Regions from separate parts of the Mus musculus genome. Here all the other regions are linked to region 1. Evidence: chromatin loops called from intact Hi-C (ENCODE). Cell type or tissue: heart. All regions are shown on one strand.

Evidence for each region. A loop is a pair of places that touch in the nucleus more often than their neighbours do. Peaks named below come from ENCODE experiments on the same cell type or tissue, not always from the same donor. Only the 100,000 strongest peaks of a DNase experiment are listed, where the experiment ranks them.
Region 2: a loop joins it to region 1, with 2.1 times the contacts of the local background. A loop is called at or near these places in 4 of 42 quality-filtered maps.
Region 3: it touches region 1 in a loop (2.3-fold over the local background); 5 of 42 quality-filtered maps call a loop at or near these places.

Annotation. Positions count from the first base shown.
Region 1 is chr13:64,034,329-64,042,328 of GRCm38, reverse strand. No RefSeq gene overlaps it. Among named protein-coding and RNA genes, the nearest start is that of Gm30999, 18 kb to the left of the region's middle. In heart, a CTCF peak has its summit at 4,057 (motif pointing right); no DNase peak of the experiment used is centred here; H3K4me3 peaks cover 440 bases; H3K27ac peaks cover 1,015 bases.
Region 2 is chr13:63,525,007-63,533,006 of GRCm38, reverse strand. Ptch1 (patched 1) reads left to right here. Exons shown (of 24, transcript NM_008957.3): 15 at 161-470; 16 at 5,718-5,860; 17 at 7,879-8,000. Among named protein-coding and RNA genes, the nearest start is that of Ptch1, 37 kb to the left of the region's middle. In heart, no CTCF peak of the experiment used is centred here; a DNase peak (open chromatin) is centred at 4,546; H3K27ac peaks cover 983 bases.
Region 3 is chr13:63,511,416-63,519,415 of GRCm38, reverse strand. It overlaps Ptch1 (patched 1), which reads left to right. Exons shown (of 24, transcript NM_008957.3): 20 at 1,162-1,304; 21 at 5,075-5,174; 22 at 5,601-5,855; 23 at 7,341-7,884. The coding sequence ends at 7,883. Among named protein-coding and RNA genes, the nearest start is that of Ptch1, 50 kb to the left of the region's middle. In heart, no CTCF peak of the experiment used is centred here; no DNase peak of the experiment used is centred here; H3K27ac peaks cover 1,376 bases.

The sequences.
Region 1 (8,000 bases):
ACTTCTAATACTGTTGAGACTGCTATAGACTATGAGGAATTTAAAAGTTGCACTAAATGCATTTTGCATTGTGCTATGTTTAAGTATGCGCCCCCCCCCATAGCCTCATGTGTTTGAACGAGTCTATGGGGGCCAGGGAATGGAATGTGATGGTTTGTATATTCTTGGGCCAGGGAGTGGCACCATTTGGAGGTGTGACCTGGTTGGAATAGGTGTGACCTGGTTGGAGTAGGTGTGTTACTGTGGGTGTGGGCTTAAGATCCTCACCCTAGTTACCTGGAAGTCAGTCTTTCACTAGCAGCCTTTCGATGAAGACGTAGAACTCTCAGCTCTGCCTGAGCCATGACAGCCTGGATGCTGCCATGCTCCCACCTTGATGATAATGGACTGAACCTCTGAACCTGTAAGCTAGCCCCAATTAAATGTTGTTTTTTTATAAGACTTGCCTTGGTCATGGTGTCTGTTCACAGCAGTAAAACCCTAATACTATATATATATATATATATATATATATATATATATATATATACACACACACATATATATATACACACACACATACATATATATATATATATATGGCATACATACATACATACAAACATACATACATGTAAGTAAAAATAAAAAATAATAAATTTATGAAAGTAGATATAGATATTGGTACATGATATCACTCTTAATGGACACATATTTCTGGTATATTTAGTAAGTGCCCCCATCAGACAAGGTTGCTTTCTATTTTTGTCATTACAAACAGTGATTTAGTGGCATCCTTACAGCAAACCCTCTATGTACAGGCAATCTTCAGCTGTTCTGGATCATTCTTGTCAGCATCTAACTATCCTCCACTATGTACCATTAGTAAAGAGACTCCATCCACACATCTCTATGCATCCCTCATCTGTTCTCACCTGTTATGTGTCTTTTCTTGGGGAGATGTGAGTAAATATCTACTCACCCAATTGGGCCCAACAACAGACAAGAGAAATGATTCAACCAAACTCCATACTGGGGAACCAATGAGTTTGTTGGGCTTCCATACAGGAGCAAGGATGACTCAAAGGCTGATACATCACACAAAGACAACAACAACAACAACAACAACAACAACAACAACAACAACGCCCATCTTGGTGTGGATGATACTTCATGAAAACTGCAGCCATGGAGCTCTCTGCACAACTTGCAGGCAACTTGAGAGATACAAGAGTCTCTCTAAGACTGCAGGGCTGGCTGGAGTCTTCCCCCCTATCAATTGTTACTGCTTCCATGAGGGTGGAGATGGGGATGGAGGTGGGGATGGGCTTTGCAAATCTTGTTAGTTTTGGAAACTTCCTGAAACTTGTGAGTTGTTAACTTCCTGAGTCTTGGAGCCTCCCCTCTCCTCCAGGGACTGTTTCAATACAGAGGAAATTGTTACTCAATACCTCCCCTCTCTTGCCCTTCATAAAGCTTCTAGAGTTTTCCTGTGTCACTCTGCAATTCTTTACCTCACTGGTCTCCTTCATCACCACCCCACCCCCTGTAAGTCTCACTTATCCATGGAGACTGATAAGGTTAGAGGAATCATATGAGGCCACTTTCTGGTTAATATATTAGTTGTTACTTACTGACTCTGATAAAACAGTTTCTTCTTGTGATTTAGGGACACCACATCCTGGGTTTCTAAATGTGTCTGCTCGTTTCTTACCACTAGCCTTGGCTCTGACATGGCATACCATGAGTTTAGGCATTTTCCATCTTGTCCTACCTCCAAAGCATAGTTTAAATAGCCAAAGACAGAGAGCAGTGGGATTGTAGCTCAATGAGTGAAGGGCTGCTTAGCAAGCAGAAAGCTAGTTTCCCAGCATTAGTGTTTCTGTAGCTGCTCTGGTCAGTGTATGCTTCTGAGCTGGCTCTTGGCTAATGCCATGGTTTTGTTCAGCTTTTGAATCCAGGTTTTTTATTAGCAGGACACCTTTTTTCTTTTGCTTAGTTCTCACTTGCTTGTTGGTCCATGACATAAAGCCTGGAGCACTGGCTTCGCTGCTGTTTACATTTCTCCTTCTCATTATAATTTATATTTCAGTGAGTGTGGAGAAATGATGTTCTGCTCAGGGAACGGCAATGTTTGTAACTCTGTTCCTCCCACCCGGGCTGGGGGATTAGAGGAAATGAGCAGGTTCCCTTTTCGGCAATAAAACTTCCCTCTGTCACCAAGGACTTTCACCCAGAATCCAAGACCCGGTTTTAAAAACATCAAGGCTGCAACTTCGTTTGTATAAGTAACGTACAAATGAAATTTCCTTCTTTTAAAATATACAAACGCACAGGAACGTGCCTGTGAGCCCAGATCATGATTCAAACCGCAGATGCTGAACTTTTCAAAGTTCAGGGGAAAGCAGGGCAATTGCTTGGGAGGCACTTGAGGAAGATCTGTCAGGGTGGCTGTGAAGCCTGTTTATTGTGACGATGTCCTAGGGCAGTTACTGGAGGTGAAGCTCCAGTCTTCTGTTATTCCTCCTGGAATAGCAGGGAATTGCTTTGCCATGGTTGCCAACAGCACAGCTCAGACAATAACATTGGCGGCCATCTGTAAAGATTTCCTGCTTGCTCAGCCTGCCATTTGCCTACATATCCTGCAAACTAAGGTCTTCCATAGGAGAGCCATGCCACTAGGAAATTAAGCATCATTGGTTTGTAGATAGGGAACTTTTACCCACGTGCACTACATTTCTTTTCTAAGATCTTTATGAACACAGTTTATTAGCAGTTATCAACTTTTCAAACATTTGTAATCAGTTTTATGTGGTCTCCACTGGAAAACAACATAAAGTCCCATTGGATTCTGGTCTCCGCTTCTAATCACAGGGACTCCAACACGGGTATAGAAGAGTCTTTTGTTGTTGCTTCCTCACTTGCCATGTATTGTGGAACTGTGAAAACGAACACGAAGACTCCACTCTGCTTAGATGATGAGCTACAGGGGAGAGGGTGTGTGTGTCCTGCCTTTCCCAGAAGGCTGTGCTGTGTTGAAATCAGTCTCTCCAGGAACCACTTGTCTCTCTCCAGCCACTGGCTGGAAGAACCACTACGTCTCAAGATCTCTAGGTATAGGGCTTTCCAGAGGAGTCAGTCAAACTTACTTCAGAAACCGAAATCCATTGTGGTCCTGTGTGATGTGTCCGTCACTGAGGTAAGCTGGCGTCTGTGGTGTCTTTCGTGTAGGCAGAGGACAGCATTTGGATGTGAGATAGTCCCTTGTGCTGCAAATAGACACCCACCCAGTTTTTCTCAGAGACCCAAGAGACCCAGTCCTGGAGCCCTCTCGTCTGCAGATCTTTTCTGTTTGGTTTCTACAGTACTGTGGGCAGTATTATGTCATCCTAAATTGAAGCTCTAACTTCCAGTGCTTCAGAATAGACAAACACAGAGAGAGAACATCTTCAGAAAGGTGAAGAAAGAAGGCTCTCCGGGAGATGTGGCTCAGTCTGGCTGCATCTTTATGAGAAAAGGGTATCTGGTTACACAGAGACACCAGGCCCTGTGCACACTCAGAACAGGGGAAGTGCTGTTGCAAGCCAAAGGAGGGGCTCCCAGAAGTCAGCCTTGCGGCCCCCAGAGCATGAGAAAATGCAGAGTTGTTCTTGCTTGTTCATTTTTTAGACAAAATTTTAAAGATTTGATAGATAAAATTCTATTTCAGGTTATCCCAGGATTTGGGAGGTAGAGGCAGAAGGATCATGACTACGTAGCTTGTCAAGCCAGTCTTGGCACATGAGACTGTCAATAAAACTGAGAGAGACAGAGTGTAGACAGGGAAGTTAAGAAGCATTCAGCATGAGGATTGAAATATGGGGACAATCCTGGGGGAGAAGGGCCATTTTCTCTATCTGGGACAGCCTGTATGATCCAGCCAGTTCTCCTGCTGGAAGTCAGTGGCCAGCAGCCCAGAGGAAGAGGCCTCAAGCCATGTGGTGACAGTGGCAGGAGGTGTCACTTACTGACCAAGAGATGGCTTGCTTTTGAAGCAGAAAAAATGACCTTAAGGCTTAGAATTTACATACAGTCCTCTAGGTGGCAGTAGACTTTAGAGCAGCCTTTTGGGGGAATTGTGTATTTATTTACTGGGTAGCTAAAAAGTGGGGATGCAGCATTTTGGAAAGGCTGACATTCCCAAGCTGCCTTTTTCATGTTTCTATGATTTGGTCCTAAATGAGAGGAAACCTTTAACCCAGAGGGAAACCTGGTTTCTGAGCTCTGGCACTTTGGAAACACTCCTGAGGTTCTTGGGGGGAGGGGGGCAGCTGGATGGTAAGACCACCCTATGCACAGCCATCACGTGTCAGGACTTCCTGCAGACCTGCCACCATCTGCCATCTCTAAGGAGGCTCTTCTCACAGGCATGCTGGACTTTGGGAAGTTGGTGCTCAGCTCCCTCTCTCGTGGTCATGAAGTCTGGCTGTGCATCTGCAACTTCTATGTTCAAGGAAAATGCAAATGCAATCATTGCCTTAGAAAATGCTGCCGGAGCCGGGCATACCTTTAATCCCAGCACTTGGGAGGCAGAGGCAGGGGGATTTCTGAGTTCAAGGCCAGCCTGGTCTACAAAATGAGGTCCAGGACAGCCAGGGCTACACAGAGAAACCCTGTCTCGAAAAAACCAACCAACCAACCAACCAACCAACCAACCAACCAAAAACAAACAAACAAACAAACAAAAAACAAGAAAATGCTCAGAAAGTCAAAATGCAAGCAAAGGATGTACCCTTTCCATCTTCCTATTTCCTCCTTACACCTGCAGCCAGTCGGCAGGTTAGTGGCTGACCCAAGGAGCTGACTCCAGAAGATCAGGAGGGGTGAATAGATGTGCTATTCGGGATGTGGGGATGGGACATGGAGAGACTGGACACTGAACAGAGAACAGCCTCTGCAAACTGGGAGCATAGCAAAGCCAGGATACGCCAGGCTGAATGTACTGCGATGGAGAAGGGCTGCTTGCAGGAGACAGTGACAAGTCAGAAACCAGAAGGAGAAAGGACTCTCCAGAGGCCAGAGCTGGGCTCAGCTGAAGGACAGAATCTGTCTTTGACTTCTGCCAGTCCTCATTGCTGAGAGCAGTCTAGTCTAGGCCTCGAGCTATGCCCAGACAGTACTAGGGTGTCTCTGTGCCTCACACCCAAAATGCAGTGGTGAGATTTCAGAGCCTGACTGGGCTGGATTGAAGAGCAGTGGAAGGGAATGGGGCTTTTGGAGACACTCCCTCTATTTTCTAAACATTTGTTTATTGAGTGTGCACGCACAAACATGCAGAAGCCAAAAGAGAACTTTTGGGACTTCTACCATGTGGGTTCTGGGAACTGAATTCAGGTGGTCAGACTTGGTGCAAGCACCTTTACCCACTAAACGAGAAAAATCCCAATGAAACCAGGCAGTCACTCTTGTTCTCAGTCCTTCTCGTTGTAGTTATTAGCACCATGTGTGCAGCTTTTGCACAAGTCCCGTCTCATAGGCAGCACAGGTTTTAATTCTTTGCCTCCTTTGCTTCTGGATCAGCCTTTCAGGATTACCCAGCATCACAGACTAGACTTTCCAAGCCTAAACACCAAGACGAAAACCCCCTAGAGCTCCTCGACCAGAATCGCCTTCCTGGATCACCAGATGCCCAGAATCCACCTCCCACCGACATTCCAGGAAGGCAGACTTTAGAGTTCAATCTCCACATTGTTTAAGGAGCAGAGGAGGTAGAGTGAGGACCCCTGGTGAGAACCTGTCCCTGAAGTATCAGGCCGTTGTCTTCTACTGACCACCAGAGGGCAGTGTTGCACTGTGCGAACGCTAGACTGAGCGCCATGCACCAAGCACTCTAGAGGATTAAAAGTTCAAATTTATCCTTGGCTACTAATCATATTTGAGGCCAGCCTGGGCTACTTGAGACCCTGTCTCAAAACAAAACAAAAAACTGTTGAGAGGGTTGTGAGTTTGATTATGGGCATCATTGTTAGGTCAGTCTCTCTAGGGTCAGACAAGGATGCCTAACCTTCATCCTGTTTTTAGAGGGGCATGTCACAGGCCCTGTGTGGACAGTTTCAGCATAAATTATGATCATCCCTCAGTGCTGGCAAGAGAGTCATCCACGGGCTGGCACTCCACCTCAGGCCTCAAATAAAAATCTGAGTGTACTTTGCCCCTCATAAAAAGTGTGATGTGCACCCCACCATCCCTAAGTAGCTCAGCGTGAATATAATAGCCAAATGTTGCCTAAAAAGTTGTTATGTTGGATTTTCAGAAACTAAAGTATACATATTAAAACATATGCCATTTTGAGGGTTTTTGTTTGTTTTGTTTTGTCTTGTTTTGGTTTTATACAGGGCTCTAACGAAGCCCAGGCTGGCCTCAAACTTGCTGACTATCTAAGGATGGCTTTGAACTTATGATCTTCCTAAACCTTCCTCCTTAGTGTTGGTACTTCAGGTGTGTACTCCATGCTGTTTAAGTGGTGCTGGGGTCAAACCACAAGGCTTGGTGTCTGCTAAGCACACACCCCAACAACTGAGTTCCATCTGCAGTCCCAAATGTGAAATTTTTGATCCTTGGCTAGTTAGGCCTGTAGAATGGAGCCCATAGCAGTGGAGGGCGACTATGGTCAGGTTGGAGGGATGCCCACATCACTCTAGTAATTTAGTTTTAGAGAGTCTGTGGGGTTTTGTTGTTGCTGCTACTATTGTTGGTTTGTTCCTCCGTAAGAAGCTAACTTCAAAGGCTTGCCCATCCCAGCAGGCACTGCTCAGTTCTGGTAAATTCAGACATACTTCTAATGTTTACCCTGCCCCGGACATGGTGTGTTCACTAGTAGCTTTTGTAGCATAGTTTTGCTTTGTTTTTTGTTTTTTTGCTAATGGAGATTGAAATTCTGCCACAGTTCTGTGTAGATGCAACCCCAAACCTGTCAGTCTGCCGGAGACTTTTTGTCCCTGACCTCCTGGCCTCTCAGAGAAGGACACAAACAATGCTTTCCCTCTGGGGGGGATCCATCCTGGGGCAGCGCAGACCCAGGGTGGGTGGCCAGCCGCAGCTTCCCTCTGAAGGGAAGCACGTGCAGTCCTGGCTTCTGTCGACTCAGCTCTGGGAGCACCACCTCCTCTCAGCGAGCTTGGGGGCCTTGGCTGCTGGGGATGACCTGCAGGCCTTATCAGTGTTTATCTTTCAGCAAAATCCCAGAGGTGGCTGATCGTGGTGTCTGGGACTCTGACAGCTTGGAGGGCAGGCAACTATGCTTTTTCCCTTACACTCTCCCGACCCCCCAACTCCCTCACTGTAGCAGGCTCTGCACGATGGCAGAACTAGCCCATGAACTGTTAAGAGGGCTGTGGCTATAGCCACATTTTCTTTCTAAAAACCAGAAATTTTTGGAGGACTGAAGAAATGTCTCATTGGCTAAGAGTGCTTGTTGCTCTTCTAAAAGAACCAGGTTCTGTTCCCAGAACCTATGTCTGGCAGCTCACAACTACCTGTAGTTTCAATTCCAGAGGATTCTACGTCCTATCTGACTTCTGTGAGTAAACATGCATGCTTGTGGACATGCAGTGTAAACAAGAATAAATGAGGTTCAAGCTAGCCACCCTTGTCTAGAACACTCCACAAGCTTTTCCATGGGTTCCAGATGAAGTTCTCTTCTTTGCCCTTGTCCTCTCTTCCCTCTGTGATCCGAATGGACTTTCTGACTTATGTAACTCCCCTATGACTTCAGTGCAAGAAGCTTGGGAGTGTGTGGACATCGCTGAACAAAGGAGACAATCGCACTGAGTATATGCTGGACTTCCACACTTGAGCAACACTGTCCCTCACAGATTCGCTTCCATCAGTCATCCCTCTCCAAGGGCACTGGCCCTGGTGTACTTCAGGGACCTGCACATTTTCACCTTAGGGCCTTTGTATCTGCTTATTATTTTACCTGGAACACTCCTGTCCCAAATTCACATGGCAGCCACTACTTGTCATTCAGGTCTCAGCTCACA
Region 2 (8,000 bases), 510 kb after region 1:
GGCTTTATGTTTTTCCTGCTGAAAGACTGACTCCCTAATATGCCGTGCTCAGCCTGGGCTGATATGTAGAAGGAAGTAAAGACATCGGTCGGTACCGGTCTAGGAGAAATCAGGAATGTTCTTCTGGGTCTCATCCAGTGCTCTCCTTTGTCTGTTACAGGTTGTGGTAATCCTTCTTTTCCTGGGCTTGCTGGGGGTCAGCCTTTATGGGACCACCCGAGTGAGAGACGGGCTGGACCTCACGGACATTGTTCCCCGGGAAACCAGAGAATATGACTTCATAGCTGCCCAGTTCAAGTACTTCTCTTTCTACAACATGTATATAGTCACCCAGAAAGCAGACTACCCGAATATCCAGCACCTACTTTACGACCTTCATAAGAGTTTCAGCAATGTGAAGTATGTCATGCTGGAGGAGAACAAGCAACTTCCCCAAATGTGGCTGCACTACTTTAGAGACTGGCTTCAAGGTAGAACTGTGGCAGGCGGCCATTGCCTTGCACATTTCTGTCATTCTTGGGTCTTACTCATGATTCCCTTTCTGAGCACCCTGCGAAGGTGTTCTGTCATAATGGAACAGCATGAGTTTCTTATTGCTCTCTCTCTCTCTCTCTCTCTCTCTCTCTCTCTGTCTGTCTGTCTGTCTGTCTCTGTCTCTGTCTCTGTCTCTCTTTGTTTCTCTTTGAGACAGGATTTCTCTGTGTAGCCCTGGCTGTCCTGGAACTCAACTCTGTAGACCAGGTTGGCCTTGGACTCTCAGAGATCCTCCTGCCTCTGCCTCTGCCTCTGCCTCTGCCTCTGCCTCTGCCTCTGCCTCTGCCTCTGCCTCTGCCTCTGCCTCTGCCTCTGCCTCTGCCTCTGCCTCTGCCTCTTGAGTGCTGGGATTAAAGGTGAGCACTACCACATCGAGCCAGTTTTTTAAGATGTAGAGTGTGTGTGTGTGTTTTGCCTGCATATATGTATTGTATCTGTATCACTTATGTGCCTGATGCCTGAGTTCAGAAAAAATATTGGATTCCTTGGAACTGGAGTTGTGGGTACTGAGAACCAAACCCAGATTCTCTGCAAGAGCAGGAAGCACTGAGAGCCTCTCCAGTCTTGTTTTATATGAAGCCCACTTCTCTGGCAACCTCCCAGCTCTGGCTTTTTGTAACTATCTGAGCAAGAGCCTGTTAACTCATTTAGGAACATACAGTAGGGAAAGGCAGTTCGAACCAGGGAGCCTGGATGCTTCTGTTGCTCTTTTCTTCTGGATGGCAGCTGGTTTGGTGGCCAAGTGAAAATTAGAGTATTTGGTGGGATCTCTGAGCTGTCTGCTAAATTACAGCCTACTGTAGCCGTGGATTTTGGGTCAGCTGTTGTGTATTTTGACTGTCTTTTCAAAGTTCACCCATATACTTTGGGCCCAGAGCAAATTTGAGTGGAAGGTATAGAGAAGGTTTGCTCTCCCCAAGCCACCTCCCCGTGTGTCAACATCCAACACTAAAGTGGTCTGTGTGCTTTACCCTTCCAACTGACCATAGACATCATTGACTTCCAAAGAGCCTTATATGGACAGGCCATCCTTCCATCTGGCGATGAACTTAAAAATACTTTGCTACATCCTCGTATTTCACAAAAAGGCAAATCCTACCCCCTCCCCCTTCTCCATTTTATCTGTCCATTTGTGTGTGAGGGTGTGTGTGCACCATAGTATCCATATTGAGATGGACCCAAAGACAACTAACTGTCCTCTTTCCACCATGTTGGTCCTGCAGATCAAACTCCTCCGGTTTGGTGACAAGCACCATCCTAGACACATCTCTAGGAAATATTAGTTGGCAGGGGAACGCTATAAGATGGTCCGAATTTGCTTGTAACTACACGCTGACTGAATACGAATGGCGTTCAGTGGTTCCCAAAACATCTGTTCATGTTGACATGCGCAAATAACAGTAGACAATCAGGACGATTATCCACACAATTCAAGCAAAATTACTCTTACTGGAGTACCCAAATAATTCTGACTCCAGTATTTGTTGGCTTAGATTATCCCAGTGGCTGTCTTAATTTCCCACTTAATTAGGCTTGTTTAAACACATATTTAAGTGCCCCTCTTTTTGTCTTAAGACAGCCACTTTCCCTTTGAGTTTGCATTAGGCGATAAACAACTTGATTTGACAGGAATTGGTGTTGAGCAGTGACTAGAATTTGCCCATACCTGTGCGCCATGTCCGACTTTGGGAGATGGTGGAGAAAGCATAACTTTACCCTGGAGAGTAACTTGAATTCCCTTGACTTTTTAGTTTCTTACTCTGTTTCACAAGGCATTGTTTTTTAAGTAGTGAATTAACAAAGAGCCAAACTGTTGAGAGAGTCTCTGCTTTTCCACAGTCCCCTCCCCATCCCAACTTTCACCAAAGACATGCAAATAACTTGCCACCAATGACAAAGAAGTCTGCTGTGCTGAGTGGAGGAGGGTGTTGTAGAATGCTCTCTCCAGTGTCTTCCCTTTGGTGAGGTAGGCCAAGGTTGAGAAGGGCAAGCACACGGAAGACCCAAATCATTCAGATGTATAGATATCGGTATATTTGAACCACATTGTGGCTGCTAAGCAAACAACACCCAGCCCCAGACATTTGTGCCCATGCGTGCTAAGATGGCAGGATACCATGCAGCCCTGGGGCTGTAATGCCTTCTGGATCCTACAGAGCACTGGTCACAGACACCAGGGCTCTAGCTTGCAGAGGCATTATTTAGACCTCCTGAGTGGTTGGTTACTTGGGTCTTTGAACATTTCTTCCAAATTCTTGTTTATGCTTTTGAAGTCCGTTAAACTTTGCCAGCTCACTGGTGTCTGTCAACACTCCAATAGTTACTTTGTTTTTTTCTCAGTCCTAAAACATACTTAATGGCTAATACAGGCCATTTTGAAAGTCAGCCCTGGGTTAGAACCCAGGAAAGCACTCTCCCTTTGAGAAATAATATCTCGATCTCTCAGGACATCTGTGGTAAAGTTGGAGATGAAATCTAATTGCTTCATGTACAGGGGGTGTTCATTTTTTATTCACACTGACTTACATGAACAAAATACATTATCATTTCATTTCTAGGAGCTTATATACTTGGGTAATTTCCTTTAGCCTAGACTCAAAATAATTTTCCGTGTAAAGTGTTTCTAGTTAAAGAACTGCAGCTGAAATGTAAGGGTTTGCAGTAAACTGTTGGAATGTAAATGTCAGCCAAGGGGCAAGTGTTTGGTGTACAGCCTGTGGAAGTTCAGATTTTCAGTGGTCAGTCAGAAAATACTAAAGGGGCCCTGAAAGAACTTTACTGTTGGTGACCATAGCTGGAGAGCACATTAGGGCTAGCATTGTAGGAAATTCATTCTAAGTTGGTGGCAGGGCACATGCACAGATCCCTAGGTATTGCAGAAGTCTCTGTGACTATACCTTTGCAAATATACTCTCAGTTACCTGCTTTGACAGCAGATGCTGCTAAGCTTCTGGTATTTTCCATGTATTTTGCAATTACTTCTAACAGCACACTGTACCTGTGAAAACCCACTCTAAGTAATACATGTGGAGTATGGCTGGCCTTAGGCTGCCTGGGCTCAAAGCTTAGCTGTGACTTGTCACCAGGCTCAGTCCTCTCATCTGTAAAATGGGAATCATGATTGGTTCTCTCAGGAGGTAAGCAGCTGAAGGCTGACTACCTGGAGCCAAGAGGCCCACATAAGTCTGAAGTAATAAAAGCTCTCCTCTCTCCTTGCTTGGAAAACAGACCAGGATTCTTGTAGGGGGTTGGGGGACCAGTTGTCTTTCTCTGTTTATTTTATTTTTCCAGAGTGGGAGTGGGGAAGAGCTTTGGGTCTTAAAATAACATCTGTGTAGAGTAGTGCTGCCTCTCTGTGCAAACCTGTGAAAAGCTGTGGGAGAGATTGCCACCCCGGTGGTCCCTCTACCCAGGGCCTGTAGGTGACCCAGCCTACTTCCTAAAAACAAAGCCCACTGCATAACAATGCTGGAGGGAGGCTTTTGTTAAAAAGGCTGCTCCAACTCTCCCCTCTCTCTATTCCCAAACACCTCACTGTGCTAAGCATTCACAGACCGTGTGTTTTTGTTGTTGTTGTTGTTATTTAGTTTGTTTTAGTTTCTGAAGTGCCCTTAGGCAAGTCCTGAAATGGAATAAAATGTATCTGAGTAGATGTGTCTGCTGCAGGGGGTATCTTGAGCAGCTGGGACTTGGGGGGTCTACTTGGGAGGTGTCTGGTGTGCAGTGAGGCTGGTGGGGGTATTGGGGAGAGCACCCCCCAGGCAGTGCTCAGCTCCAAGTCTGGGTCACCAGGGCCCTGTCTTCTCTTCCAGCATGCTTACCTCTTTACAGCTGTAGCCAAACTGTCAGGTCTATAATGATGGTTTTGATTACAGCGGCCAAGCCCAGCTGTGTGTGGTGAGCTGGTGGGCTCGCCCATCCCCCAAGCCCAGAAGGCTCACTCTTTCCCGCCCAGGGCTTGCGGTTTGTCATCTGTTCTCACAGAGCCCCACAGAGCCTCCCTGTGTCGGCCTGTGGCTTCCTGTTCTCAAACTGATCCAAATTTCCCCTGTGAGGTATTTCCTTGTGCTCCCTCTCCTCCACACAGCCCTCCACTCAGAAGGAAGGGTGGCAGGGAGGAAGAGAACAGGGGGAGAGTGAATAGGTGCTGGCTGTGATCTTTACATGGCCTGGCAGCAGGTCCCACAGCTTGTATTAGCTGCACAAGTCAAACAGATGGATCAGATTGACAGAGCTGTGTTCCCTCACCCTGGCTCCAGGGGCAGCCAAGTTGGGAGCTTGAATGTGATTTTTTTTTTCTGCTTGGGGTGGATTTTCTGGTCTTGGTGAGGAACTCCTGACCTATCTCCCTGTGTGGCGTGAAATGGTTAATGGATATGGTCTGTGTCTTTTCCCCTTGCTTTCTCTTGCTACAATTAGTCAGGAAGAAGGGTGGGGGGAGGCCAACCTGGCACTTGGGAGGCAGGTGGATTTGTTAGTTCCAAGCTAGCCTGATCTACATAGTGAAGTCAAGGTGCAAGCCAAGCAGAGATACATAATGAGACCTGCTCTCTCCCTCCCTTTCCCACTCTCTCATTCAGTCTTCCTTCCTTCCTTCCTTCCTTCCTTCCTTCCTTCCTTCCTTTCTTTTGGAGAAGACAGGGTTTCTCTATACAGCCATGGCTGTCCTGGAACTCACAGATCTGCCTGCCTCTGCTTCCTCCGTTTTGCAATTAAAGTCATGAACTGCCGTGCCCTCCTCTCCTTTTCTTCTTTTTGCTTGTTTTCTTTAAAAGATGTGTGTGTGTGTGTGTGTGTGTGTGTGTGTGTGTGTGTGTGATGTGCGTGTAGAGGCCAAAAGAGACAGTTATCTCTAGAGTTGGAGTTGCAGGCAGTTGTGTGCCCTCCAGAGTGGATTCTGGGGTCTGAACTTGGATCCACTGGAAGAACAGCAGCTCTAAGCCATCTGTCTTGTTCCTGGGCTTTCGTTCCTTAGTTTAAGTAAAGTGTGTGTGTTTTATTCTTCCCTCTGAGCATCTTTTGATTAGCACCACAGTTCATTCACTAGCAGATCAGGAGTCCTTCCTTAAGTGAGAGAAAACTGCAGACAAGTCGCCTACCCTGCCTCCTGTCCTCAGCCTAATCCCTCTGGACCAAAGCTCTCAGGCCAGGTTTTAATGTGTTGCACATGTTTCTGTTTCTAGGACTTCAGGATGCATTTGACAGTGACTGGGAAACTGGGAGGATCATGCCAAACAATTATAAAAATGGATCAGATGACGGGGTCCTCGCTTACAAACTCCTGGTGCAGACTGGCAGCCGAGACAAGCCCATCGACATTAGTCAGGTATTCCCGATGTTTCAGGACACTGAGCAGTTATTACATCTAGGCAGCTGACCCATGGAATAGGGCTGGCAGTGTATAATCCCACCTTGTGTCCCATGAGAACCTGAAGTGATAGGAGATGGTAGGAAGAAGCTTGAACTGGCTCTGAGCTAGCCAGAAAACTTCCCTTTCCCTGCCTGTCAAGCAAGAGGAGGGGACAGACAGGTGTTGCCTCTAACACAATAGCAATGGGCAAAAATACAGTATGTTAACACTGTGTGCTTTTCCCAGTGGTGGGAAGCACCAACCCATACTGGGCTTTCAGAGTTTATTGAACACTGAAATATGTGTTATATGAAAATACATTAGTATAGTGGTCTCAGTTATATTCAGACATGGGATGGTGGGTTTATTGGAGAGCAATCATTTGAACAGAGGTTGGGTAGGTGGGTGGCTTAGAAGATGAGCAAAGTCACTAGAGGTTGAGGATGGATTAGTTATTTAATGCTTTCTGGGGTCAGCTTGGCCTCAGCAGTAGATGTTGAGTGTAGGTGTGGGCAGCTACCTGCTCTTGAATATAGCAAACGTAAGCAGGCGTAGAAGCATGCAACCTCCCCATGCAGCTCACGCCACAGTATGTTGAAAGCTGTTCTTTTGGATAGTATCTTGTATTCAAAGTACTTGGATTCTAGCATATCCCATTTGGTTTCCTCAGGGGTTGCATTTGCACCCTGGATTTGGGGTGAGTCCCAGGCCTCTTTGCTCTTGGTAGTTTCCTATCCTCAGGCAGAAAACATCTCGTTAATGATCTCCTTGTCAGCTCTGCATATTGTCCTCTCTCCCTTTTGCTGGCACTAAAGGTGACAGATTTACAAAGTACATTGTTCAGAGTCATTGTGGAGTGTGAGGTTTGATGCTTTATAGTGGCGTGCAATGAGCTGTCGGGCCTGACAAGGGTACGGCAGACCAGCCTGCCTGAGAGGATAGCAGGGACGGACTGAATTGGAGTTAGAGATCAGGGAATCTGTGGGACGCCTGTGGTGGGGTCCAGGCACTGAGATATCATTTCCTCTCCTGGGGGAAAGAAGAGCACGCTGCATACGTAGAGGCCAGGAGCTGTGCTATGTAATTCCAGAGACAGTCTGAAAACCTACAGTTGTTAGAGATCCTGTGGATTAATTGAATCCAGATCCCTGCAGTCTACTCTGCCTGTCTCTCCCCCACCCCCCCGCCCCGCCCGGTCTCTTCCACGCTCTTTATTCCCCCACTCTTTTCTCTGTGAACTCCTGTCACTGGTGTTCGTTAAGAAAGACCAAACGTTGGAAGGAGGCCTGGGTCTAAAGTAAACAGGAAATTTTTTTGATGTATCTACCATATATATAATCCACACTGTGTCTCGTAGTGGCTTTGACCCAGGCAAAGCCCACAAGACCTACTGTAGAGGGAGCAGATGTGGCCACTGAATCTGACCAAGGTGCAGAAGTAATATTCCTCAGAAGGGCCCTGGCTTTGCATCTTTGTTTTCCTGTTCTGGCAATGGGCTTTTTTTTTTTTGAATACACAGGTCATCAGAGGCTGTGTTAGCAAAATTTATACAGATGCTGTTTTATTTTATAGCTCCCTCCATTTACTGGGTGGTATTTCCTTCAGTGTTAACAACAGAGGTTAACTGCACACAGACGTGGATAGGGATGCTTGCCAGGTTCCCCCCGTGCCCCTCCTATAAATATGTTTTTCCAGATTGTTCATTCCCCGCCTTGGCTGCAGACAGTCTCTTTTAGCATTCAGATTTAATTGCTTCAGCCAATTCCTGGGCCATCTGCGGAACCGTGTGTTTGCTGTAAACACACTGGTGATTGCATCCCCCAATAAGTGTATTTTGAAAGACATCAAAGGTATTCTTGTGGGACTGGGGCACTGTGGAGGCATGGGTATTCTACTGCTTGTTGGAAATGTGGGTACAAAGCCTTGCTCTCCCAGCAGGAGTGTGTTTACCCCACAGCCCGCCCTGAATGACCTCTGTTCTTTCCGTTTTGTAGTTGACTAAACAGCGTCTGGTAGACGCAGATGGCATCATTAATCCGAGCGCTTTCTACATCTACCTGACCGCTTGGGTCAGCAACGACCCTGTAGCTTACGCTGCCTCCCAGGCCAACATCCG
Region 3 (8,000 bases), 520 kb after region 1:
AGCACACTGTATGTGCATTCTGTCGCCTCTCAGAGCTGTCACCGCTCTCACCAGCTGTGGATGTGGATGTACAGAACGTGTTTTGAAGCTATTAGTAAGATGATGACTTAGAAACAGTATCTCAGACGTGTCCGTGTATGTGAGTTGCCTGTGTGTCTGCAAGCAACCGAGTGAGATGCCTGTGGAGACTGGAAAGTAGCAGATACTGTTACTGAGGCACCATTTGCCTTGGGGATTTTTTGCACAGATTCTCTTACTGGCCTGGAGCACACTAAGTAGGTTAGGCTGACTGATAGGCAAAGTCCAGAGATCTGCCTGTTGGGATTATAAGCCTAGACCGTGCTTTGGGTTTTGTTCAAAATATGCGTTATCATTAACTATGGCTCAGTACTATGAACAGGGCATTGTAATGAATCCAGATTCAGTGAGAACAAATAAACATTGTAGGAGCTAAGCAGTAGACTATTGAACATAGATTTGGGGGGAAGAAAAGGCAGACGCAGTGTCTAATATCTCCGCCAGAGCTGAGGCTGGAATGTAAGCTCATTGGTAGAGGGCTTGGCTAGCTAGCATAAGCTCAAAACCACCTTCTACTCCAGCTCCAGTGGATCTAAGGCCCTCTTATCTCCTGTGGGCCCCAGGCAAGCACATGGTGAACAGACGTATGCACATACATACGAGCAAAACACCTATACACACTCTTATTTTCAGAAGACCTAATAAATGATGTTTTATCGTGACATTAAAAAGTCAGTCATCCTTTTGGCTTTATTGCTACATTTTGGATGATTTTTTTTCTCCTTAATGATAGAGAAGTCTCTTTGAGATGGCTCTGTCCACCTACAGAAACTTAAGAATTACTTAACTTGTAGGGTAGGGGCTGGGCTATAGGTAAGGCGGCAATGTGCATGCCTAGTCTGCAGGATGCCCTGGGCTCTATCCTCAGCACCACAGAAAACCAGGCATAGTAGTGCACACCTGTCAACGTCGGCCCTCCAGAAATAGAACAAGGAGGCTTTAGCTCAAGGCCATTCTTGTACAGTAGTGAGTTTGAGAACGGTCTGAGGGACATAAGAAAAGTCAACAAAACCCAAGTATAGACACAGCTGAGCACTTTACCACACCCAGAATGTGACCGTGTCAATTTTCTCCTTTGTTCAGGCCTTTCTGACAGCCATTGGGGACAAGAACCACAGGGCTATGCTCGCTCTGGAGCACATGTTTGCTCCCGTTCTGGACGGTGCTGTGTCCACTCTGCTGGGTGTACTGATGCTTGCAGGGTCCGAATTTGATTTCATTGTCAGGTAAGCTGAAATGGGAGAGGACGCTTGATACAAAAATCGTTATTGTCTTCGTGGCTTATTCCTTTTCTGTCTTGTAGGGGGTGTATCTCAGCCTGTCTCTTACAGGCATCTTGGTCTAGCAGTCTCTTGGGTTAGAGTAGAGGCAACTCCACAGCTTGAAAGAGCATGTGTTGAGATTCCAGTTGCAAACATCTACAGAGAGATGACTTTGGCTTCTGGTAATTAGTGACAATCAGCTCTAGGCCCCTCTCCTTCAGAACTGTGGAGGGGACAGAGATGTACCCCTTTGGGGTGCTAGGTATGCGTGAACCCTTGAATCCCATCTCCAATATCATGTGAAACAAGTGCAGGTGGCTTATCTCTGTAATCCCAACCCTTGGCTATATTGAGTTTGAGGATAGCCAGGGATACTTAAGAGCCTGCCTTAAAGCAAGACAGAAAGAAAACATTGTCTACCTCCAATATGGTCACCTAGCTCAAGTACACATAGGAAATGATACAGTGTACCCAGATTTTGTGTTTGGGTCCCTTCTGAGGCTTCATAAATGCTGGGTACCTGACTGCAGGGTCAAATTTAGAGACTCTAAGCTTGGCCTGTGTACTCCTCTTGGCATCACAAGGCCAGATTTTGTTCCTTTGGGTAAGATGCTGACTTTGCAAAGTAAAGGACAGTGAGTTTTCATTTTGGAAACTCTTAACCACCCGAGAAAGAAGCAACTCTAAGGCAATGTTGGCTTCCCCGGGTGACCACTGATTAAAACCATGACCCACTGGGGAGGAAAATCCAGTGTTTTAAGATACTAGTATGTCTTTAGAATAGCAAGAGGCTGTGTACGATGCTCCATGTCTGGAGAGGTGACCTAATCAGGCTGTCCTTGGTAGCATTGTTTAGTTTTGCTTTTATTGGTACTCTGTGAAATAGGATCACTCTGCCCTTCCCTGGTGGGGCTAGAACTCCTGTACCTTCTGGCTACTCTTCAGGCTACTTTTTTAGGAAAAGCACTAGTGTCTATTAGAAAGCAGGAAAGTGCCAGGCGTGGTGGCACACACCCTTAATCCTAGCACTTGGGAGGCAGAGGCAGGCGCATTTCTGAGTTCAAGGCCAGCCTGGTCTACAGAGTGAATTCCAGGACAGCCAGGACTACACAGAGAAACCCTGTCTCGAAAAACCAAAAAAAAAAAAAGTTAAAAAGCAGGAAAGTGTGAAGAAGACAAGAAAATACTTTTTAGGGGGTTGGGTGTTTTGGGTTTTGTTTGTGTGTTTACAAAACAGGTCTCATGTAGCCCAGGCTTGCCTCAAACTCCCATAGTAGAGAACAGCTTTGAGTTGCTGTCCCCCCTCCACCTTCTAAGTGCTAAAATTATAGGCATGTGCTACCACATCTGGCACTAATCAAGCTTTACATGTGTGTACACACAGGCTGGCCAAGTAGGGTAAGTTCACATTTTCAAATAAGAAAAGGATTTTTAGCTACAAGTTTTAGCCGAATGCATGGAATAAGTGAATTCAGTCCCCCACGAGGAGAGGAGGAAAAAGAAAGGGTGTGAGTTCATTGACCAGCCTTGAGGCATTGCCAAGCTTCTGGCATGTCGGTCTTTCTGATGGAGGGCATGGTTGGCTCATTGAGAGTAGAGTAGGCAGAAGATTGACTCCATTTCAGTGTGGACTAGAACTCCTGTATAATATGCTCCCTCATCATCTGGGGCTATTAAGATACATATTGATGGAGGCCTTTCCAGACAGCTCCCAGGTGAGCCTGAGCATGCTAGTATTCACACAGCCTATTGGTAAGTTGGTGAACCACTCATTAGATTCTCATTTGCCAAATACCATTGAGATAGTTGCTCTTAGATCCTGGTTTGGGATTATTTTGTTTTAAAGTGTTGATTTGGTGTTTGCTTCTCCCACACACTCTTACACAGATACTAGCTTTGTCTTAATGATATCAATGCCCAATGCCAAATGAGACTGAATAGGTGTCGTCTCTTGGCTCTGTCAACACAAAGGTAATGCTGGCCTCACAGGTGCCTTTTTTTGTGATTACTGGCAGGTAGCAGGAAACCCATCTCTGCTTTGTGGTTATAGTCTGCAGGGATTGGGAGATATAGCTCTCTAAGCAGTTCAAAGCCGAGAGAAAGTTGGGTGTGCGGAGACCTTGCAGGTCAAGTCAGCTGAGGAGCTGGAGCACGGGTTTACATAGGATACTAAGGAACACAACCTAACCGCTCATCCTGTCCTCGCTGGGCCTGCTCATTCCCTCCCAGAGAGATCATGGTTTCTGTTTCAGGCACTTAGAAGGGCTTCCCATTTTCTAAAATAGGATGGATAAAGTCCTCACTGGAGTTGAATAAATGAGCAGACTCTGTATACATGAAGCCGTCAGAAATCTAATTGGTCTGTTTATGTTGCAGCTAGATGGATGGGATGCAAATGTCTTAATGCCTGCCGTTGATATATGCCTCCACCAAAAGTTCCACAGTTTATGTTAGAGCAAGACATTGGCAGCTTGGGTTTTTACTAATGCAACTCAGCAGGTTTTAGTGTTTACAATAGCTGTAAGGTATTTGTATTTTTATAGGGATTCTCTCTCCTTTCATCTAATGTCAAAACATGCGTAGACATGGCATTGTAGGGGAGCTGTTCAGTTTTATGATCCAGGGGACCATTAACAGATAGATATCTAGCCGTCCCTCTCTCTTTCCAGGACATCCTAACCCCAGCCCCCAGCCCCCACCTTTCCATCAAAGCCCTAGAAATCATTAGTTCCAGAAAAGCATCCTTGCGTGGAGTGTGCGCCCTCCAGCTGTGCAGAGTGCTGACCAGAGGCGGGCCCTGGCTGACAGGTTTACCTTGGTATTCTTGAAGGATCCCAGACCTTTAGCCCTCAATGGTGGGAACGCAGAACTCACTGTTCACTCTCCCTCTTCTACCATGGTGCTTCAGCCTTTATGTTTGAATTGGCTGACGCAAAACAAGAGTATTCAAAGATGCTAAATTGTTCAACAAAAGATTGGCCTGCAGAGCAGCCCTGCCATTGTGGAGTGCCCTCGCCCTGCACAATGCCCCGGCTCTCACAGAATGGGCAGCGTTTTCTTTGCAGAAAGCTGGTTCCTGTGTTCTAAAAAGGTTGCAATTGGAGCTGTTTGGTAAAACTGGAACCCAGAGAAATTCTAGGCAGAAAGTTGTGCTTAATGAAAGCCCAGGGAAAGCCTTACCTGATGCACTAGAGACTTAATTAGAGATTCTGCTGTAAGAGGCAGGGGCATTTCACAGTGGATTAGCTGCCTGCAGAAGTGGGCTGCTTTTCCTCCTGCGCCAAATTGTTTAAATTCTACGCCCTGTACTTCATTTGTTTGCTTCTGCTGGGTTCTCGAGAGGGGCCCCTCGCCCAGCATTGTATCTGTACTTTCAGGGTGCTCAGCCATTCAGCTCACATTCCATATTCCTGTGTTGGTGTAACACGTTCATAAATAACATCACAGGCAGGAGATTTCATCAAATTAACAATTTTTTCCCCTTCCCTTCATGAAGTAACGCTGCAGGGTGTGGAGGAATCTAGTCCTCAGAGCCGCAAGGATAAATAAAAAAAAAAAAAGAGCAAAATCCCAAACTAATCTATGCTAAGTTTGAACTAGTGTTTTGTGGTTGACTTCTCAGCCCAGCAGGTTTGTTGAGCTGAGCTCTTAGTGCAGAGTAACCTTTGGGCGCCCGGGGGCGTGGAATGCTCTCCTTCCTCGCTGACATGTCCCATATCCCTTTTGTCTTCCAGATACTTCTTTGCCGTCCTGGCCATTCTCACCGTCTTGGGGGTTCTCAATGGACTGGTTCTGCTGCCTGTCCTCTTATCCTTCTTTGGACCGTGTCCTGAGGTCAGTGATTGCCCCCCAATGCCACCCCGGATTGAGATATTCAGGTGTTGCCATATTAGCAGATGGTCTGGGCTTTTCGGTCAACATCCATTAACAATGGCTGTTTCATTTTTCCCTTTGACTGTTTTACACCAATGGATGGGCAGCTTAGGAAGGTTTTCGACCTCAGATAACTGTTTGGGCTTAACAGGACAGACAAGATAGGTAGCCGATGTCTGGCTTCTCTGGTATTAGAAGTTGGGACAATGTTTTTGTGCCAGAATCGTGAGTGTCTTCCAGATAGCAGGGAGACGGGAAGTAAATACAGTTTAATGTATGGGGTTCCCCTACGAGGTCACAGAGGCCAATAATCCTGGGCTTTGAACTTTGAAAGTGACCTGCGGGTCAACAAACGTAACATTTTTAATTGGAAACCTCCTTCAACAGGTGTCTCCAGCCAATGGCCTAAACCGACTGCCCACTCCTTCGCCTGAGCCGCCTCCAAGTGTCGTCCGGTTTGCCGTGCCTCCTGGTCACACGAACAATGGGTCTGATTCCTCCGACTCGGAGTACAGCTCTCAGACCACGGTGTCTGGCATCAGTGAGGAGCTCAGGCAATACGAAGCACAGCAGGGTGCCGGAGGCCCTGCCCACCAAGTGATTGTGGAAGCCACAGAAAACCCTGTCTTTGCCCGGTCCACTGTGAGTCACCTGGGGGGTTGGCAAGGGGGGGGGGGCGGTGGGGAAGATTCATTTGTCCTGTGGCAGTGGGCCAGGAGGTTCGGAGCAGGCTCTTGTGTACTCTGAGCAGCAGATCTAGTAGACAGATGGGGTGCAAGAAAAAAGTGTACACGCCGGGGTCAAATCACAGGAAACCACCAGCGCGCCATTCTTTGTAGACTGTAGGATGTGTTTCCTTTTAATCTTGTGGACTGAACCGGGGCAGTGCCAGCATTGTTACAAGGAGGCATAGTTTAGTGGTGAAGCGCTTGCCTGGAATTCCCAAAGCCCAGGGGCTCATCCCCAGCCCTACCCTTATTCAGAATGGACTCAGCTTTTTAGGGCCTTTATCTCCTTTTGCCCTATCTGTCCTTTCAGAAGGACATGTGAGGAGATGATGTAACAAACAGCGTAGTATTCCACCACAAGAAGCATTTATTCTTTTCCTCTCGTCTCTGGTACCTTTAAGTGGCCTTGGCACAAAGTTATTTAATTACTATCTAAGGCTTTCCCGTAGCTTTGTGGCTTCAGGGTCTTATTGTTGTAGATGGCTGGAGATCTATTGAAAGTATGCAGACGCATCCTGAGTACTTAATTCCAGAAGGTAGTGAGGAGTCCACAGGTTCCTTCCTTACCCGCACCCCCACCCTCCAAGTCAAGATGCTCCACCTTGAAGAGTTAAGGAAGGCTCCAAAACTCTGGCTTGCCTGAGGCCCCCACCATGTTTACAGGAAATGTGTATTCCAGTCCCAGGCTAGAGCAGCCTTCCTTGAAGGAGAGAAGGGCTGGCCAGTGAATTGTGTCCCCGTCCTCTGTCCACCCCCCCCCCCCAACACACACACACACACACACACACACACACACACACACCCGTGACGATGCCCTGCTGAGCTGTAGTGTGAATCTGGTTCTGTTCAGCAGGAGCCTAAAAATAGGTACAAGCTCACCGACTTTGAAGTTGGTCACGGTCCTTTTGATTGATGTGGCCACTGTGTTGCTCCGAGCTTTGTACAGAGGACCCAGAAACCAGATTCCTAATAGTCAGGCAGAGATGTATTGCCTAACAGAACTATCTGTGTGGAAGTTTTTGCTCTGCTCTTACAGTACATTTGCTTCTGGCCACACCTGGCTTAGGGCTGGGGACAGGTGAAAACAACACTAATATGACCCAGAAACAGGAGCCTTATACTTCTAAAAGCTACTATTTATGGTTGCATATTTCCAAGACACCCAGGCTCTTGGCTATCCAGGCCTTGGCAGTTTTGAGGCAGAGAACTTAGGCCTGGGGGCAGTTGGTTGTGAGGGTAAGTTGAGATCTATGGGCAGTGGCTATATGCCTCCAGCCAGCTGTGCAGGTGCAGGCAGGATTCACATCCTGGAGGTTTCTAAAGGAATAGGTTTTCTTTTGTGGGTGGAACATCACCACCATCCTACCTCCCTGTGTTGACCTATGTCTCTCCTCTGCAGGTGGTCCATCCGGACTCCAGACATCAGCCTCCCTTGACCCCTCGGCAACAGCCCCACCTGGACTCTGGCTCCTTGTCCCCTGGACGGCAAGGCCAGCAGCCTCGAAGGGATCCCCCTAGAGAAGGCTTGCGGCCACCCCCCTACAGACCGCGCAGAGACGCTTTTGAAATTTCTACTGAAGGGCATTCTGGCCCTAGCAATAGGGACCGCTCAGGGCCCCGTGGGGCCCGTTCTCACAACCCTCGGAACCCAACGTCCACCGCCATGGGCAGCTCTGTGCCCAGCTACTGCCAGCCCATCACCACTGTGACGGCTTCTGCTTCGGTGACTGTTGCTGTGCATCCCCCGCCTGGACCTGGGCGCAACCCCCGAGGGGGGCCCTGTCCAGGCTATGAGAGCTACCCTGAGACTGATCACGGGGTATTTGAGGATCCTCATGTGCCTTTTCATGTCAGGTGTGAGAGGAGGGACTCAAAGGTGGAGGTCATAGAGCTACAGGACGTGGAATGTGAGGAGAGGCCGTGGGGGAGCAGCTCCAACTGAGGTGTGTGCCAGAGGTATCCCCGTGGTGCTTCCAAGGGCCATCTGAGCGGTGGCCCAAACTAGACCCTGGGGGACCTTTTATTCCCAAGGCAAAGCTGACGAGGCCAAACTCATCCT